2 separate regions of the Mus musculus genome follow, and region 2 is linked to region 1. A link is a contact called in ENCODE Hi-C or POLR2A ChIA-PET data. All regions are on one chromosome and are shown on one strand. The core of a region is the stretch at or near the end of the contact, and the rest is flanking DNA. Distances in the headings are between cores, read along the strand shown. Region 1 holds the start of Fam117a (family with sequence similarity 117, member A). Region 2 holds the start of Slc35b1 (solute carrier family 35, member B1).

Region 1 (2,947 bases), core at 65-2,564:
TACATTTGGTACAAACTTAGACTTAGGAAGTGTGCAATGATCCTTTCACATCTGGTGTGAATCAAACGCAAACTTCACTTTTAACTTACTGCCAACCTCCTCATGCAAGTAGGTTCCCTTTCCGTTCCAAAGGGCCTGCAATTGTGGGTCCCATCACAGCCTTAAGTGTGAAAGCAAGGTTAAATTTGCTCCACCCTAGTTTCCCCACACCCACCACATCAAGCTGCTATTAAGAAACTGCTTCGGCGCTGTTCAGAAAGTGGGGTATTTAACACAGCATACTTGATTGTAAGCACTCCACTGCCACGTTGGCTGGGAATGCTCAGGGCAAAACACCTTCGGAGGAGGCAAGAAGTAGGATGCAAACTGCCCAACTCCTGTACATAAGCACACACGCACAGAATAACTGGAAAGAGACAGCCATGTTAAGCAAGTCAGAGATATGGGAACATTCAACTTCGGGGCTACCCCGAGAGGAATGTAGAAAATCGGTAACAGAGGTATGTTTGCACCGAAGTAAAAGCCGTTAAACTAACTTATTCCAACGGGCTGAGTTCAAATCATCTCCTGGAAGAAGCATAATGTGAAAGCGCACGTGAAGTGGTGAAGAAAGGAACTCGAGAGCCATAGAGAGAGACGCTGGGGCCAAACTCAAGCAGGAGAAGTAACACATGGCTCCACCCGGCTCTCTTCCATGCCCCTCCCCCTCACTGAGCAGGCGTCCAGCGCCCACCGGTTCTGGCTCCCAGTGAAGCCCTCGACTCCGGACGCCCACAACACTCCTTGCACGCACTCTAGCACTTCTCACACCGCCCGGGCGGACACTTCGGACCACTTTTCGGTTACGCCCCCCCAAAGCTAGCTTCCATCTGCCAGGTCCCTCCCCTCTGGTCCCCGGCCCATGCACCCGGCACCCCGTCCCGGAGTTGCACCGCAGGTTCGCAGCTGCTCGCCTTCGCTCCCTCCGCCCTCGCGAACTCTGAGCGCCCCTTTTTCTCTTCTCTCACCTCCCATCTACTTCTAGTACTCTCCAGCCCGTCGCCCCAGCACCCGCTCCGGACCCGGCTCACCTGCGCGGCCACCCCCGTCCCGGCGCTGGTGAGGCTGCTGCAGCTGGAAGGGGACCGTAGCCCTGAGTGGCTGCAGACCGACCCGGGGGGAGCCAGCGGGCGCCGGTGGAGAGCAGCCCCGCCGGAGACCCCCCGCCCCTCCGCGCCCCGGCCCCCAGGAACCTCCGCCTCGGCCGCCCGCTGCGGCCCCGGACATGGCCCACCCGGCTACCTGCCGCCTCACCCCCACGGCGAGCCCCACACTGCCCCCAACCCCCGCGGCCGCTACTTATCTGCCCTACGGGCGCGGACCGGCCCCCTCGGCCCAGAGTTCTAATTGGCCTACAGAGTCCCAGGACCTCCCCCTCAACCAATCCATGGCGGGGCTCTTCTGTTTCCGAGGATGATTGGTCCATGTGCTCAGCCATCAAGTCAAGACCCCCACCCTCCTGATTTTCTTCTTTTCTTTTTTTTTTTTTTTTTTAATGTCCTTAAGGCTGCCGATTGGACCTTCCAGTAGAGGGCTGGTTCTTCAGCACTGCCAATGAGAAGGTTCAAAGGGGAGGATCGTCACACCCAGTCCCAGGTAGTATGCAAATATATGCCATGTGATGTCAGGCTGTGCAGGGGGCGGGGCTGGATGTGGACTGGAATCAAACACTACTGAAATCTTTAAAGGTGGTAGTGTCAAACTCTAAGCAGTTTCAATGGGACTGAGAATGCCTAACTTCAAAAGCCATTACATTTAGTTTAACTAAAAAACATTAGTTTTCAATTCTCATGAGATTTCACTGCAGCTGACAAACTCCAAACTGAGATTCGATAAATTTATAGAAGGTTTGCCTATCATTTGCATGAGCTTTGCATTAAATTCGTACATTTAATGGCTACCTCGCCTCACATGACACTCATTTGTCTTCTACGTTTCCAAGTCCCTTCCTGAAGCTGGTCCAATCTCAATAAAAACAGCTGTTAGTCTGTAAATTAACTTGAGCCTTTAAAAGGGAGCTGGGAATTTCCCTTCAGAACCATCCATTGTAAGTGTACCTAGCAAAACAAAGTAAATGATAAATCTGATCAAGTTTGATAGTGACTCCACTAGGAAATCTTTGTCTTTCCAGCTCAGTTGCTCTCTGACCTACAAGTCAAAGACCAGATGGTCCCCAAAGAGAATACTGGCAAGCTGTGAAAATTATATGCTATGTATATGTGAACACATTTTCGGAAAAAAGAAAAAGCAGTATTTAAGATACTATTAAAACAATGCATCTCAAAAAAAAAAAATCCATTACTCTTGCTACTTTGTTCTATATATGGAAAAGAAACAGAGCCAATTAACGCTGGACTGTCTGTGAGAAGGGACCATCCAAGTAATTGGATAATTCCCTCTAGATTTATATTTAGTTATGAATTCTAATTTTGACCTTGCTACCGATTTGTCTTTCTATTTCAGTCTCTACCGAGTTTAGTATTTTTTTTAAAGGTATTCCCTTGAAGCCACACTTACTAATCAGAGGAAAGGGAGTAAACTGGGTGTGCGTGCTGCGAGAGTACCTTGGGATCCAATACTGAAAGCAGATAACGCTCAGAGTGGGAATGCAACAGTTGGCTGAATATTAAAATCAGACCAGAACACAGAACATGGAGGCAAAGGAACATACTGTGAAAAGATTTTTCTCTGCAAAGACACTACTTTCATGTTTGAACGATTTGCTTCAAGCTCTGACATATAGATTGTTTGTGATGGAAGAAAATAGTACTCTTTTTTTTCCATGAGGACGACAGTCTTACTAAATGCCTGATAGGGATGAATAAGACCTGGTGGTTGGAATTAAAACTCAGCCATTCTCAGGCTAGCTCAGCTTTAAAAAGTACATCTGATGGCTGGGGATGGAGGT
Region 2 (2,944 bases), core at 298-2,797, 48 kb before region 1:
AAGTTGAGGCCATAGGAAAGGAACTTGCCTGTCAAGTAAGACCGCTATTTCTATCCTCTTAAGCTGGGAAATCTCTGAAAATTATTCATCGTCCCAGTTCCCCTTAAGCCTAACACAACCACATGCTGAGTGGAGGGAGAGATTCACTGAGTTCAAGAAAGGATGGCTTAACTCTACTGACAGGAACAAAGACATGTTTGAAGCTGACACACAAAGCGAAGTCAAAGGGATAAAGGGGAAAATGTTCTAAGGGCTTTCAATGGGGATTTGGAATATAGACGGCCCAGTCGTCTCCAACTAAAAAGTTGGTATAATTTAGAGGCCTAATATTTTAATCTCATTTCACAGCCATTGGTTTTACAGTCTGTAGAGAAGCTGTTTAAATACTCAAGGGTGTGGAGGTAGGGAAAACTTTGATTTTTAAAGATGAATCCACGTCTATGCCCAGAATATGGGAGGAAGGAGAGTGAGCCCAACAAATTACTATGAGGTACTCACAGATCTTGGCAAACATAGCATTGATCACACACTGGATGAAAACCAAAGTTAAGGCAAAGGTGAATGTCTCCTGTTTGGGTCCTTCTCCATACTTCCCTCTTGTGCTAAGACGAAACACATAAAAAAGCAATTAGTGTGTGCTACTCGGTGGCATCAAGTATGTTCAGATCCACTGAGAGCTTTGGAAGTATCATGCTTTTGTGGGTGTAGTTAGAGTTAGGAAGGATTACTGAGCTCATTTACCCAAAGGAGACGATTTGATTTAAGCCTAAAAACTAAGTCTAAACAGTAGACGCCAACCTACTGCTACCATAGCCTAAGGAAAAAATATCCGTAAAGGACACAGGTAGGAGAAAAAAAAAAAGTCAAGACAGCTGAACAAAAGTATCCCCCGTAGGAGAAAAAAAAAAAAAAAAGGCAAGACCCAGAGCAAGAAGATTAACGGTCTGCAAACACCTCGGGGCTTTCTAAAAATAAAATAAAATAAGACCTGGCTCAGGTCACGGAGCACTCTTGGAATCAACAAAAGTAAAAATATCTAAAGGGAAAAAAAAAATCGCGTTCTAAAACTCCAGAGGCCGGCCCTGAAATTTTAGAATTACAAGGATGCTCAGCTAGCAATGTATAATAGCAGGGTGCAAAAAAAGGTCAGAGGGCCGAGCCGGAGAAGAGAAAACCCTGTACCAGACACAGGAAGCCTGAAGACTAGACCGTAAAATGGATGGTGGAGACTGAATTCCGGCCCTGGCTGGGGGATGCTAGGAGTCCTGCCCCCTCAAGGGTCTGCTCACATCTTCTCCTGCAGGATCCCATAGTAGAAATAGCAGACAAAGACACCCAAGAAGCAGAGCGGCAGGCGCAGCCGATCAGGCACCAGGGATCTACTAGCGGCCATGAGACGCACGGACGAGTCGGCCGAAGATCCGTTCAGAGCAGGTAGCGGTACCGGCGGCGAAGGCGAAAGCTCCAGGCGGACATCGCCGGCCGGCGGCAGGGACCTCATAGGAGCTGCGTGCGACCGCCGGCTCGTAGGCCGGAGCAGCTACCTCCAGATATGCCAGCTCAGAGCTTCCGAGAGGGAAATGCCTCCTGCCCCGGCAGGAGCGTTCTAGGAAAGAAGGAAGGCTTTAAGATCTTGGCTCCATTCCTGGTGGCCAGGAAAGCCAGCCATATCGAGGTTATTGTCTCCTCTTTTAGGTTTTTCCGATCAGGCAACGCCGAGGACATCTACAAGCTGGAGCTCGGTGGGGAGGCCTAGGCGATTACGCGGCGTATAGTGATGACGTATAAGTATGTGGATGTTATCAATTGGCTCCGCAGAGCGAAAATAGACAGATGGGCGGAGAAAGAGGCGGTGAGGCCAGAAGAGAATTAAAGGCTTTTTTTTTTTTTTGCAGTTGGCTGTCAGGCCTCGGCTGGGTCCTAACGCCAAGAACGCTTCATAGAGCCGTAGCGCCCTCTAGCCGCTGCCCAACGTTAGCGACTCCAACCCTGTCTACCCTGTGTTCAAGACCTGGCTAAGAAGTCCAGGTCCTCTTCTTTGGGCAGGGAGCCACCGGGCAGGCTCTGTGATAGGTCAGGGCTCTTATCACTTAGAGGCAGCACATCACGTGTTGCTTAAATTCCGAGCTACAGTTTTCTCGCTCTGCAAACGAGGGGTAATTAGTAATAACCACCCTGTCACTCATTGAACGGTGTGAGGATTAAATGAGCTAAGGTTTACCAAAGTGTTTTATAAACTGTTAAGTGTGCTGTGCAAGTTTGGAGTATTAGTCATCATATTTTCTCAACTCTAATCGTATTTCCTCACCTCTTCGAGGTGAAAAATTCAATTTATTGAAATGCCTTTTAAAAAACAACAAAAGACATAATCACATGTAGCGCAGGCTGTCCTCGAATCTGCTATGTAGAATAATGTTGAATTTACAATCCTTTTCTCTTTACCTCCCTTCCGAGTGTTTTTTTTTTTTTTTTTTTTTTTTTGGTTTTTCGAGACAGGTTTCTCTGTGTAGCCCTGGCTGTCCTGGAACTCACTCTGTAGACCTGGCTGACCTCGAACTCAGAAATCTGCCTGCCTCAGCCTCCCAAGTGCTGGGATTAAAGGAGTGCGCCACCACTGCCTGGCTCCCTTCCAACTTCTTAAGTAAATTTTCTTCAAGACCTTCCAACTCTCCAATGAAGCAACACACACACACACACACACACACCACACCACACCACACCACACCACACCTCTTCCTATTTTTGGTCTCATCCATGGACTTCTCCCTGATTTAACAGTTGGGTCTTCACCTGCTTTGCTAGAATTGCAAAAGCAAGACTTAACACCAGGTCACCAAGTCCCCTACCTAATAACAGTCCCAATTGTCAAGCAGTTGTGGGTCTTGGGTTGCTTTCCTCTAAGCAGGCTTGCTCCTTTGGCACGTCCTCAGGCAAAGGAAGGAAA

Evidence for each region. Hi-C counts contacts between places; a loop is a spot of excess contacts on that map. ChIA-PET counts read pairs that join two places held with the same protein, here RNA polymerase II (POLR2A).
Region 2: a map of heart shows a loop between it and region 1 (2.7-fold over the local background). The contact joins the promoter of Slc35b1 here to the promoter of Fam117a in region 1. A Hi-C loop is called at or near these places in 6 of 37 maps with a recorded cell type or tissue (gastrocnemius and heart). POLR2A ChIA-PET finds 5 or more read pairs at or near these places in 4 of 5 experiments (Patski and embryonic stem cell).

What each region holds. Positions count from the first base shown.
Region 1 is chr11:95,335,385-95,338,331 of GRCm38, reverse strand. It overlaps Fam117a (family with sequence similarity 117, member A), which reads right to left and starts at 1,314. Exons shown (of 8, transcript NM_172543.4): 1 at 1,071-1,314. The coding sequence starts at 1,266.
Region 2 is chr11:95,383,459-95,386,402 of GRCm38, reverse strand. It overlaps Slc35b1 (solute carrier family 35, member B1), which reads right to left and starts at 1,547. Exons shown (of 9, transcript NM_016752.3): 1 at 1,290-1,547; 2 at 499-602. The coding sequence starts at 1,393.